Linked DNA regions of Homo sapiens: region 1 is linked to region 2. Evidence: chromatin contacts called from ENCODE Hi-C data. All regions are on one chromosome and are shown on one strand. The core of a region is the stretch at or near the end of the contact, and the rest is flanking DNA. Distances in the headings are between cores, read along the strand shown.

Region 1 (6,717 bases), core at 3,148-5,647, 5.0 Mb after region 2:
AATAAGAAGCATTCATTAAGGAGGGAGAAATCTGCTTACAGAATTTTTCTTTTTCCCACAAGAAAAGCACCGTATGTAATTTTTCTTTATTTTTAAAGATGCTAAATGAAAATGACCCTAAAGAAAGACTGTGACAATATGTACCTCTTAAATAAACGTATTTTTAAGATTAATATAAAGCAGACAAAATGAATATTTTCCATCCAAGAACCATAATGCCAAGAAGTCACAAGCTATCATAACCAGAACAGATATACATTTGTTTTTTAATAGAAACTGAAAGTTTTAGTCAAAAACTCTGGAGTTTTCTTTTTAAAGTACCATTTCTTATCAAAGCAAAAGAATAATTATTCTAGTAACAACTGAATAACAATAACTTAACAAATTCTTAAACATTTTAAATGCACTATTTTTATTTATAAACTTCCTCCAAAAAAGAGAAAGGCAACTTCACTAAGCTTTTATGCTCTTCAAGACAGACTCCCTACTTTAAGAGAAAATAGCCGTTTTTTATTTTAAAAGTTAAAATTACATGTCAACTCTTAAAATAATGAAAACTAAGATAAATTTCCAAGATAGCTTATTACAGTTCCTTATGACATAAGCAGTACAATAGTGCAAAAGAAAATTTGGCCAAACTTCAATTCCTTTTAGCAAGATCATCTAAAATTCCTTTTACACAGAACCATATTTTTCACACAAATGGCAATTTGGACACCATAACTCCAAATATTTTTGGGTTTAAATACCCAGCATTTGTAATAAATTTCGAAGATAATTGGCCAAGTATTTGTTGAGCACTACCATATAAAGGGTATTCTGCTAGACATCTAGAAACAAACACATTTGTTATATTTTTGACACATGTAACACTATCAAAACTGAGAGATCAGAATTGAAAAGATAGGTATTTCTTTTTACAGACCATTGTTTCTCATCTACACTATATTATTCTACTGATCTTATCTAACTTAGACCACAAAATCATCTTTGAAGAGGTTCAGAATTCTAGAAAAAAATAACTATCACTACTTATACTATTACAGATATTTCAAAATATTTAATAGACTGATGGTTGAAATACTTAAAGGTCAAAGAGAAACTGAAGGCATGTGTAACATTCACGTAATGTCATTTGAGATAATTTTTCACTTTAAAGAATCTCAGAGTTCAATATTTTCATGTTAAGGAATATTCAGAAAAATTCTAAGAAAGTTTCTTTTCCTGAAAAAGTGACTTCTAGATTTTGAAAGCCCTGCTTTCACACTTTTGAGGCAAACATAAAGCTAGGATTTTCAACTGGAATCGAGTGTAAACTGTCAAAAATACAGGTTACTGGGAACATACAGAGTATTAAAGTAAGTTCTTACTATATCATCTCCCGATGTCTTGAGATAAAAATTGAACAGAGAATCAACTGAATCAGTGGGGGTCACTTTCTCTTCACTTATCTAGACTGCATGCTATCTTTCACATTCAATAATTTCTCAAGTCACTGTATAAATACCCTTCTTAATTACAGGTATTAAGTGAACAACTAGCTCCCATATCAGAAATATTTTTATCTGAATCTTTATATTTTTTGATTTGGAAAATTTCTACTAACATTTTTGACTTGGTAAATTTCTACTAACATTTTTTAACCATGCTACATTTACAAACACTGAAAAGACAGAAAAAAAAAGAATATTTTGCCTCAAAAAGCTCTTAAGAGACTATGTAATAAAAGAAAAAATATGAATCAGAAAAGGAAAGAAATAGAAACACGTGATACTGGAAGGAGGAGCTAAATTTCTCTTGGAGAAACTGTTAGTCATCATCTCAATACTCTATTGCATCTGTCAGTGTGTTGAAAAATGCTCAGAGTTAGATTGAGCAGGAAAAACAAATGCCAGGAAAAAAGAGCCAAGAGTTAAATCAGGATACAAGTAAGAATGAAAGAGAGGCTGAGTTCACAAAGAAAAGAACAATAAAGGAAAAAGAATGGGAATGTTGGTGGCTGCCAAGTATTTGAGAACTGAATAGGGTATGGAGAAAAAAATTCTTGATTTAAGAATAATGAAAGAAGGTTAGGTGTCAGATGTTTGTGTCTGGAAGTTCCTGTTAGAAAAAGCTGTTACAGTTTTAAAATAAGTTATTTAGTCAAGATAATGAAGATTAAGTCAGAGCACCATAAAAAATATTAACTGTTATCCTTTGAAGCAGAATGATAATACTAATTCAAAAACATGGAAGTGAAAAAATTATCCTGTCCTATACAAGAAAAAATTTTAAACAGAGATAAAAAACCATAATTATTCACACTAAATTAGCAACAAAGAGGAAACATGTATGATAGGCTAAATAAAAAACTCAGACGCAAAATTATGAACAAATTTCACTAAGTAATATATGTACAATAAATACTGTTAGAAAAATGAACAACAGTTTAAAGAATTATGATAGCATATAGGATAACCAGCAATTTTTGTGTCTTTTTACAAATGTATTGTTATGAGTTGTCATTATCATTTTAAATGGGAAATAAGATCAGTTATGAATTGAATACAGTAAAATTTAAGAGCCAAAACCTTAGACGGCCTTCAAAAGAAAATCTAAATGATGAGAAAACTATAAAAATCTAACAAACTTTTTATTGAATAAAGGTGTTAGAAACAATGATTTATTTATAGCAATTCATTCATTCGAAAAGTTTACTAAGTATACAAAAATTAATATACTTTATAAAGAAAAGTTACCCCAAGTTCCTTTCTTCCCCCAACGTTTAAAGGTAATCAGAGCATATTGTTTTCCTCAGCTTTAAAAATCTGTAACAAAGGATCCAAGAAGACAAGAAAGAAACAAAAAAATACTTCAAATTTTGCATATAAAATTTTACATCTTTCCCAGGTGACCTCGAAACTCAAATGTCAGAACCAAAGGCAGAAGCAGGTATCTGGGCAGTGCCAACTGTCAGGGAGGATGCAAAGAGAAGTCGTCACCAGAGAAACCAGGGTCCGAAATGCAACCAGCAACAGGGAAATGTGAAGCCTTAAACAGGAAATAAAAGCCTGGGTTTCTTTAGACTATGGTTGGGATAAGGAAGGGGAGTACAGGGGTGATAAACTTTAGCAATATTCCCAGAAAGTGTTGGCGCCTTTGACAGAAGCATGGGAAAGAAGGCATCCGGGTAGAGGCTCTTCACTATTTGCTGGTGGAGGGATCATAGACCCCTCTGAGATCTTATGGACCCTCTCCCCAGAGCACGTACCGGGCAGTATTTACTCCATTTCAGGAGTTCCACAGCCTTGGGGTAGGAGCCCCTGCCTAGGAGATAATAAGACTGACGCTGCCTGATATTCTCACGCCCGCATTCATTCATTCGAACAGGGGATCCCTTTTGTCACGCAAGCAGCTCTACCCTCAGCATCCTACCCGTAACAGGAGCTCCATAAACACTTGTTGACTGACTGCTTGTATCGAGTGCTGAGCTGGAAACAGAGGTGATGAACAGGTATGATATTAAAATAGCAACTAGAGTGTACTGAGTGGACACTGTGCTCTAAAGGTTTTATGTGTATTTTCACATTTAATATGTATTTTCACATTTCTCCCTTTGCGGCGGCCCTTTTCAATACCCATCTTACAGATGAAGCTTAAACTGATTAGCAATTTGCCCTCCAATGACCCGACGACTAAGTGGCAGAGCCCCAATTCTCACCCGGGGAATACTGATTCCAGAGCTACGCTCCTGGGAGCTCACGATGCAGTAGAAGCATCAGAAACGGTAAAGGGGGTGGGAGGGGAGGAGTAAGTGTGACCCAGACTACAAGTAAGAGGAGCTAAGATGCCTTGGCAAATCCCTGCCAGTCCTGAGAGGCGGGAAGCTGAAAGGCTGGCCCGAGTCTTGCAGGAGTTCGCAATCCAGGCGGGGAGTTAGGAAGTGACTCTTTTTTAAGGGGGAGCTGGACAGCTCTCGTCGGCCTTCACCAAGCGCCCACTTCGTGTCCGGCCTCAGGCCACACAACCAGAAGGGCCCGGGCCTAGAAGCCCGAGGGCTCGGGGTAACGAGGCGACGCCGGGCGGCGGGGAGGAGGCCGGGGACCGCCGGGGTTCCTGCAGGCCTGGGACGGCGGGCCTGCTCGAGGACTGACCTTCCCGGAGGCGCCGTCCCCCAGCACGACGATTTTCAGTTGCCGGTCCTGGCTCTCCTCCTCAGAGTCCGACATGGTGTCCCGGGAACCAGGCCCGCCCCTCGAGGTGGGGGGGGAAGGGAAGGATGAAGGCTCCGGGGGCGGGGGAGAGGAGGAAGGGAGGTAGTTGCGGCAGGACCCCCGCCCCGGTGTCTCCGCGCCGGCAGGAGGTATTCGAGGAGAATCACTCGGCAAGCGCCATCTTGCCCACCTCCCCGCCCTCTGCGCGCGGCCCCGCCCCCTACGCGCACGTCGGGCGCGCGCCCCCGCCTCAGAGCCAACCCGCGCCGACCGGCGGCCCCGCCTGACGAGCCGAACCACTCGCGGCCCTGGACTGGTGTGGGGGACATTCCGGCGGGAGAGGCGAGGCGCTGCGTTTCCCTTCAGGAGACAGTTGGCTAGAAGAAGAAAAGAAGTGTTCGTTCAAATTAAGGAGAGAAAACGGGAGCAGAGCAGCTTTCAGGCGTTCCATCAAATTCCCTTTTCTCCTTCCCTCTTGAGAAAGTCTCTGAAGGGAATGGTTCAGCCTGACGGGGTGGAGCAGTGACGCCCGGGCTACGCGCCAGGGTTGCCTGGCAGCCAGGAGTTCGAGGACCGGCGGCGGGGCGGGGCCTGTCTCCGGGCACCCGGGACGCCCGTAGCCTGGCGGAGAGCGCCAGAGAGGGCCCCTGAAAAACCGGACCAGGGAAGAGGGTACCTCGGGGCGGATGAGGGGACAGCTGCTAAGGGCCGAGGCTGCTGGGAAGCCTCAGTAGCGGCCGTGAATACAGTGGAGCTCCGGCGCTGCTTATTTCGGCCTAACTCTTGGTTTCCTCATCTGAACAACCCCAGGCTCCCATGGTTCGTTCATCAGACGCTACTGATCGCCAACCTCCTGGCACCCCATCTTTACCCTAAGGCAGCAGTTCTCATAAAGTGTGGTCTAGGGACCTCTGGAAATCCCGATGACCTCAGAACAATTTTCATAATAATACGGACACCTTGTCTGTCTTTCTCACGTTCCTTCTCTCACTAGTATACCGTTTCCTGGAGGATACGCTTTGTGTACGACGTCATCACTGGCAGCTAAGGGAGCTTGCGTTTGTTGTTTTTAAACATTTCTCAGTTTTCATTTCAATGCAGTAGTGATAGGTGTAACCCACATAAACATAAGCTCTTTGGAGGTCACAGTAATTCTTTAACATTATAGAGAGGCCCTGAGTCCAAAAAATTTAAGAACTGCTGCCCTGGATAATCTCAGTCCAGGAGCGTTAGGTAAACGGCATAAATGAAATTTACAATTTAGTGAGGTAAATTCAAAAATAATAATGCTGTCCTGCTATGGTTGTTTCATTGTTAATCACTTAAAATTTATTGTTACCTTTACTACTATTAGGAATTATGAAGTATAATTATCCCCATTTTGCAGATGAAGTATCTTAAGTTAACAAAATGCTTAGCCCAGAGGCAGTAGTCTTGGAGACCATATGGGCATTAGAACAGGAAAGCAGAACAGTGTAAAGAAATGCCCAGACCTAGAGGCATCACTGGAGTTTAATCTCATGTTTACTAGATATGTGTCCTCGAGCCTCAGTTAGTTCACCTGTAGAACAGACTACTGCCTTTGTGTAGGTTTGAAAATTAAATGAAATAATCGGCATAAAGTAGATAGCACAATGCCTGGTGTGTAGTAAGCACTCAATATTAACCAGTGTAACTATCACCCTCATCATCATCATAATTAGATGATGGTCCGTGTTGGAAGTGTCACTACTTTCTAGCCAATTTACCTTATACAAGTTTCTTATGTAGAGCCTCAGTCTCTTCATCTGCAGAGAGGGCTGGCCCACAATTATAGGTACCCAGTTAAGTATTAGTACCCAATTCTTTCCCCAATCCCGCACCACCATTGCCACCACCAATTTTCTATTCACCAGATTTATTCATAAGAATTAGAAGAAAGAGGATATGTACTTGTTAGTGAGAAGAATCTACTTCCAGTGAGGACAGACTTAACCACTTCTTGTCCATGAGGGCAGTTAAAATGCAAGAAAATTTCTTTTCCAGTCTTCCTTAGATAGCTATGTGATCCACCGGACTAATGAGACAGAAGACAGTGTCCTTTGGAAGACATTTGTAAAAGAACCCTCCCCCCACCATTTAAAAAAAAGGAAAAGAAAAAAGGAGAGTTACAGGGGAGTCCTCCTCCTCCCTTCCTTTGCTGTCATTATTAGGTAAGAACAGGATTTTTGGAACTACTACACTTTGTTCACTCTATCTTCTCGGTTTCTTGTTATGGGAAATAATAATATGGTACTTTGGCGATGAATTGTGTTACCTACAAACAAAAAAATTCCAACTGACATAACTACTTCGGCCAAAAACTAGATTTAGCTGAACTCATAGGCCTGATTTTCATATGTGGTTTTATATGAAGGGAAATCTAGAAGAAAGCTTCTCATTTTCCACTCATCAATTTCTGAGATGACTGCTTTGATTGAGAGACAACATTCATTTGGATATGGGTACATCAATAGGATAGTGTTATATAAAACAAAAAGTTGCA
Region 2 (6,661 bases), core at 2,335-4,834:
ATAAATATATATATAGTGAATACTTCGTTTGTAAAGCAAGCCCAGGGTAACATCAAGCAGAAGCTACAGGCATGAATATCACCCAGTCTATAAAAGTGGCCACCAAGGCGTATGTTAGCTGTGACCAAGGAACAAAACAGGAAAGAGCAAAAGCAACAAGTGCGGCAGCTAGGCACGCCAAGGGTTAAATTCCTCTCCCCGGCTCAGCTCTATCTAGAAAAAAAGAGGAGGCTAGAGACCGGTGCCAAGAGAAGAGCAAAACAAAAAGAAAGACTCACAGTAAGTGTAAAAAAGAGAATCAGAAGAAAATGGGAGAGACAGCAGTGCGCGGGGGCAGGGCCTGTGCCACTGCCTGGCCCCGCCAGGTGGCCATAGAAGCAGGAGAACTCAGGAAGGAAAAAGAAAAACAAAGACTTAAGGAAAAAGGCCAATCTGTTAGCAACAGCTCTTATAAAAAGAGAGATTAGCAATGCGAGAGGACGTGGACACGGATGTAGACGTGGAAGAAGTCAAGTTAGGCAAGGATTCGAGAGCCGGCCAAGGCTAGAGAGACATTAATGTGTGAGATGAAAAAAGAAAGGACACTAGAAGGGTGAATGTTCAGAAGGCAATAAAAGAAATGGCCAAGGCTGCAAGACAAAGAGGCCATTGGCCAAGGGCTGCCGCACCTTGGAGGAACCAAATACTGATCTGATCAGGCTGGCAGGAGCTAAAGAATGTAAAGACTAGGGCAGACTAGGCACCTTCTTATTAGGCTCCCAGGAGCCCATTGTCACATTAGAAGTTAAAAGCAGCAGGATTCTGCCATATCTGGATTCCAATTTCTCACTGATGGCTAAGCCACTAGATAGAGTTACAAAGGGGGGAAAGAAAAAGAACCCCTCCTCTAAGAAACTTAAACAGGAAAAAGAGCCATACCTTGTGAAAACTTGCTTATAGACTTTACAGAACTGCCTCATGCTGGAGGCTATCGGTACATGCTAGTGCTTGTTTGCACCTTTCCAGGGTAAGTTAAAGTTTTCCCCACCAGGACAGAAAAAGTACAAGAAGTGACTAAAGTATTGTTAAAAGACATTATCCCCAGGTTTAGACTGCCTCTAACTTTAAAGTCAGACAATAGGCCAGCATTTGTAGCTGAAATAGGGCAGGATTTAACAAGACTGTTAAAAATAAAATGGAAGTTACACACAGCCTATTGGCTGCAAAGTTCAAGAAAAAGTGGAGTGCATGAACTGGACACTCGAGCAGCTACTGAAAAAAATATTGCCAGGAAATTCATTTAAGATAAAATCAGGCTTTTGCCTATGGTCCTCCTTCAAGTCAGCTGCACCCTCACCAAACAAACTAGGTATTTACCCTATAAGATTTTGTTCGGTCGGCCACCCCCAAATCACAGGTCAAATTAAAGGTGACCTCCAAGAACTAAAGGAATTAACCTTAAGAAAGCAAATGCAGATTTTAGAAATAGCCATACAAAGTGTTTATAATTAAATACATAAAAATGCCTATAAGCCTGACACCCCTTTAAATCTAGTGACTCTGTTTAAGTTAAAAAGTAAAATCTAATTTTTCTAGGACCCATATAGGATGGGCCTTATACTGTAATCTTTTCCACTCCCACTGCTGTTAAAAGTTGCAGGTGTTGTGTCTTAGATCCATCACAGTCAGCTAACACTGGCAGCTCAGGACAAGTAGACCAGCCAGCAGGACACAGATCTTCCTACCCGGCTGATTCGGAGACGAGACCAAGCTGTTGCTGAGGACGACAGCCCTGCTCTGGTCACTCCGGAGGCTGACCAGTCTACACACGGCTGAAGCTTGAAGAAACAACAAGCCCGGCTCTAGTCACGCACTGGCAGCTGAATAGTCTACGCATGGCCGAAGCTTGAGGACTTGTCAAGCAAGTAAACGTAGTTAAAAATCTTAAGACTAATAGTTTTCCTGTAATACTGTTTTCCTATTGTTCTGTCACTGTATTCAATCTTTTTCCCAGGTAAGGACCTCTTTTGTCCTTGCTGGATACAAATATGCTGTATATTGTTTTGTTATTGTTACCCCCCATAACCATGCTAGAAGAAACACCTATATAAGGTGTCCCCATTGTACACATACTACTTAGTCAGGAAACCCAGACCCGTCCAGCCCAGCAACAATTCCGAGTCTTTAAGTCATTCTTTAAACACATAAACCAGAAGTTACAAGAGCCTCCTCCTTTAGCAAAACAAACAAACAACCTATTTGCTCAGCTGGCTGAAAACATTGCCAGCAGCCTAGACGTTTCTTCATGTTATGTTTATAAAAAGGCTAACATGAGAGACCAATGGCCTTGAGAAGCAAAAGATTTAATGCCTCAAGATTACTTTAACTCTTTCCCCAAGCAGATGCCAAGTTCAAGCATTTGGCTCTTAAAAACTCCTATTATTAAGAAATACTGTGTTGCTTGCTAGGAAAAAAGCTTTTAAGACCCAGTAAAAAAACTAACCTGCTTAGGACATGACAAAGTTGGCACATGTGCCTGTACTGGTTTAACACAGGTTTGATCCTAGGTCTTTATTTAAAAGATAGTTTCCAGCTATAAGAGAATTTAAAACCCTCACTGCAAGTGTATTACATAAAACACTATCACTCTGTCTCCCAAAGAGACTCAAAGTAAAAATAAAAGCGAGAACTCCCACTAATTTGTGAAAATTCTCAAAGGAAGGGATAAGGAGACCACTACTACTCCTGCTGCCCTCCTCCCTGCCACCTTGCCTAGTTCATAAGACAGGAGGAAAAGAGAGAAAGCAAAAAGTTAGAAAGAAACAAAAGTCAGATAAATAGCCAGACAACCTTGGCACCACCACGTGGCCCTAGGAGTTAAAAAAAATAATAATAATAACATCAACCCCCGACCTAAACTACTTGTGTTATCTGTAAATTCCAGACATTGTATGAAAAAAGCATTGCAAAACTTTCTGTTCTGTTAGCTGATTCATGTAGCCCCCAGTCACGTTTCCCATGCTTGCTCAATTTATCACGACCCTTTCACGTGGACCCTTAAAGTCGTAAGCCTTTAAACAGGCCAAGAATTTCTTTTTTGGGGAGCTCAGCTCTTAAGACGCAAGTCTGCCGATGCTCCCGGCCGAATAAACCTCTTTCTTCTTTAATCCGGTGTCTGAGGAGTTTTGTCTGTGGCTTGTCCTGCTACAGTAGGTGACAGATGACTTTCATCCCTCATGGGACAACGTTACATCATTCTTATGAAACAGCCATGGCTGCACTCAGACTTAGGAAGGCACTGGCTGTAATGCCAGCACTAAAAGCAAACCAGAACCCAAGTGGAGAAAAGTTAGCTTTCATAAGAGGACTCATCTTTTACGTTCACAAACTTAGGCTCCCTGACTTTTATCGGTAATCAGTACTGAGGACAATGCGTTCCACACCCGCTGGCTGGCTGATGTTTGATTCTGTAACTATACCACGCCCAGAATTCTCTCAAAAGGGAATAAAACACAGGTCAAATTCCTCACCCACACACTCCACAGTTCAACCCCTGCCAGGGAAACCAAAAGCAGGAAAGGATCTCCAGCGGCGCCATTCTCATTTCCGGTCCCAGCACCCCGCCTCCATGACGTCAACGCGCCGCGCCACCGGGCTGCGTCATCTCGGCGCGCCGCTGCCAGGGCTGTACACCTGCTGGCTGCCATGGCTGAGGTGGGCCGTACCGGGATCAGCTACCCAGGCGCGCTTCTCCCACAGGGCTTCTGGGCTGCGGTCGAAGTGTGGCTGGAGAGGCCGCAGGTGGCAAACAAACGGCTTTGCGGCGCCCGCCTGGAGGCCCGCTGGAGCGCCGCCCTGCCCTGCGCGGAGGCCCGCGGCCCCGGGACTAGCGCAGGCTCGGAGCAGAAGGAGCGGGGTCCGGGACCCGGCCAGGGTTCCCCCGGAGGGGGCCCGGGTCCCAGGTCGCTATCAGGACCCGAGCAGGGCACGGCATGTTGCGAACTTGAGGAGGCCCAGGGCCAGTGCCAGCAAGAGGAGGCACAGAGGGAAGCCGCCTCAGTGCCCCTGAGGGACTCCGGGCACCCCGGCCATGCTGAAGGAAGGGAGGGCGACTTCCCCGCCGCAGATCTGGATTCGCTTTGGGAGGATTTCTCCCAAAGTCTCGCCCGTGGCAATTCGGAGTTGCTGGCCTTCCTCACCAGCTCCGGGGCGGGATCGCAGCCAGAGGCGCAGCGTGAGCTCGACGTGGTTCTCAGAACCGTCATCCCGAAAACTAGCCCACATTGCCCCCTTACAACTCCCAGGAGGGAAATAGTCGTGCAAGGTAAGAGTGTTTTGATAGTGGACGGATATGATTAGATAAAAAAGCATTCATAGAACCTCGGGTCAATGAAAAAGTCCTAAGGGTACTAGTTCCTCTGCGATGTCCTAGGGAGGTTGTTAGGTGTTTCATAGTTTTTTGAGTGGGCGCATAGAAATGTGTGTCCTTAGTACAGAAGATGGGATAATTGATTGGGGTGGTGTCTGGAAGGCTTCAAAGAGACAGTGAAGGACTAGCTGGATATTGCGTAATACCTAGGAGTTTAGCAGGTAAAGCTGTAGGTGTAAAAGTGTTGGGGACCAGCCTCAACACCACCCGTAGGGTACTCAAAGTCCGGTGGCGACGAAGGAATGAGACGAGACAGGTTAAGAGTGCATAAAGATTGGGGGCCAGGGGGCCAATTGCAAAATGGAGGCTGCCAAAGCCTGGGAGCTCTGGTCTCCACACTATTGAGTACAATCACTTAGATCTAAGAAGCGGACGTTCGGGGCGAAAGGGTGAAAGGGAGACAGTGCATCATACATGTCATCTATAGCAGTGGCGGTTTAAATGAATCTCCTTTGTGCTCAAACAGCGTTATCTTTAACTTGTCGGAGAATAACCAGTGGGAGCGTGCTTAACTAGGAGCCTGCATGTCTGACCACATTGTAGTGATTCAAAGGAGTGTCTTTCTCCTTGAACACAGTGTTTATAGGTAAGACAGTAGGTCTCGCCCAGAGCATGGGAACATCATGACAATAAGAAGGCTTTCCTCCTCAGAGGCCTCTTGTGGCTTTCCACAACTTATTGTCTCATATTTTTATGGCCAGTTTATACAGGCATGCCATAAGCCTTTTCCCCAACATAAAGAGAGCTATTTATGCTGAGACAAATAACTGTGAAAGAGCATAGAGACTGGATGGATGGGAACCTACTAGTCCTCAGCGTTCGTTAAATCTCTGGCATTTATTTTTACTGCCCGTGACCTTGACACTTCAGCCTCAGCCACTCTTACCTGAAACTTTATTCAGCAGCATGTGTTTCGTATTGCCACTGTAACAAATTACTGCAAATTCATTGGTCAGTACAAAAAATTGATTGTCTCAGTTCTGTAGGTTAGGAATCCCCATTGGCTCTGCTGGTTTCTCCGCTGTGGGTCTCTCTCACGAGGCCAAAATCAAACAGCCTGCCGGCTGGGCTCTTATTTGGAGGTTCTGGGAAGGAATCTGTTCTCAGGCTCATTCAGTTCGTTGGTAGAATCCAATTTTTTATGTAGGACTGGGGTCCTTGTTCCCTTGCTGGCTGTCAGTTGCTGGAGGCTTCTTTCTGGTTCTTTCATGCAGCTTCCTACATCTCAGAGCCAGCAATGGGGTTGAATTCTTCTCATACTTGGAATCTCTCTGCCTTCCTCTCCTGCTGCTTCTCTCCTCCGCCTCCAGCCAGAGAAAATTCTCTGCTCTTCGTGGCCCATGGAGTTAGGCCGGGCTCACCTGGATAATCCAGAGTACTCTTCCTCTTGAGGTCTGTAACCATAATCATGTTTGCAAGTGCCCCTTTTGCCATATAATACAGTATATTCACGAGTCCTGGGTATTACGGCATGGACACTTTTGGGAGGCTCTTCTGCCTACCTCAGGCAGCAATTGCTGGGAGGTACATAGTCCCCTCTGATGGCTCCCAATACTGTCTGCCTCTGTGCCTTTGTAAGACTCTAGGTGTCCTCTCCTCCAGGGGGCCTCTCTGCCAGTCCAGTCTAGTTTAGGAGTTCTTCCAGCTCTTATCAACTGTGTTCTAATCTTAACCATTTTACGTTGTCCATCCACTGGACTGAGGATTGGAGAGGCAGTGCCCGTGAGGCCTTCATGTGTAGACTTCGCTGAACAGAGGGGTAGGACAGAATTTTTTCCTTTCTTCCTCTCAGGGAGGCAGTTTTCCCTCTCAACAAGGAGTACGTTTTCAGGATTGCTTTCTATATTCAGTTCCCGCCAGGAAGGCTCACCAGAGGACTTGTATCCTCCATGGAATATAGACAGCCTGGCTTTGAATTTTGGTCTTGCCAATTACAAGCTGTATGGCTGTGGGCAGGTTATAGAGCCTCTCTGTGCCTCAGTGTCTTCATTTGTAAAATAGGATAATAATAAAATATCTTGGAGTTGCTGGAAGAGTTAAATGGAATTAATACATTGTAAAGTGCTTAGAATAGTTCCTGGCACATGGTAAGTGCCTAATAAATGCTAGCTGCTGTTTGTGTGAAGTGGAGATGCTCTTGCAACTTTTGTATATTTCTTGGCCCTATTCTGGGTAAGATCACGAAGGTCTTAAGAGTAATGTGACTGTTCGAGACCAGCCTGGCCAACATGGTGAAACCCCGTCTCTACTAAA

The links. Hi-C counts contacts between places; a loop is a spot of excess contacts on that map. Pooled maps may share reads with other maps.
Region 1: a map of CD8-positive, alpha-beta T cell shows a loop between it and region 2 (30-fold over the local background). The contact joins the promoter of RAB28 here to the promoter of ACOX3 in region 2. A Hi-C loop is called at or near these places in 2 of 168 maps with a recorded cell type or tissue (CD8-positive, alpha-beta T cell and naive thymus-derived CD4-positive, alpha-beta T cell) and 7 of 50 pooled maps.

Annotation. Positions count from the first base shown.
Region 1 is chr4:13,479,943-13,486,659 of GRCh38, forward strand. RAB28 (RAB28, member RAS oncogene family) reads right to left here and starts at 4,398. Exons shown (of 7, transcript NM_001017979.3): 1 at 4,134-4,398. The coding sequence starts at 4,208. It overlaps LOC105374495 (a long non-coding RNA gene), which reads left to right and starts at 4,507. Exons shown (of 3, transcript XR_925413.1): 1 at 4,507-5,012; 2 at 6,219-6,385. RefSeq lists silencers at 3,930-4,549, 4,543-4,837, 4,800-4,859 and enhancers at 4,283-4,577, 4,373-5,280, 4,540-4,659.
Region 2 is chr4:8,437,139-8,443,799 of GRCh38, forward strand. ACOX3 (acyl-CoA oxidase 3, pristanoyl) reads right to left here and starts at 3,585. Exons shown (of 18, transcript NM_003501.3): 1 at 3,510-3,585. It overlaps TRMT44 (tRNA methyltransferase 44 homolog), which reads left to right and starts at 3,639. Exons shown (of 11, transcript NM_152544.3): 1 at 3,639-4,303. The coding sequence starts at 3,685. RefSeq lists enhancers at 3,473-3,712, 3,531-4,264 and silencers at 3,733-3,942, 3,993-4,052.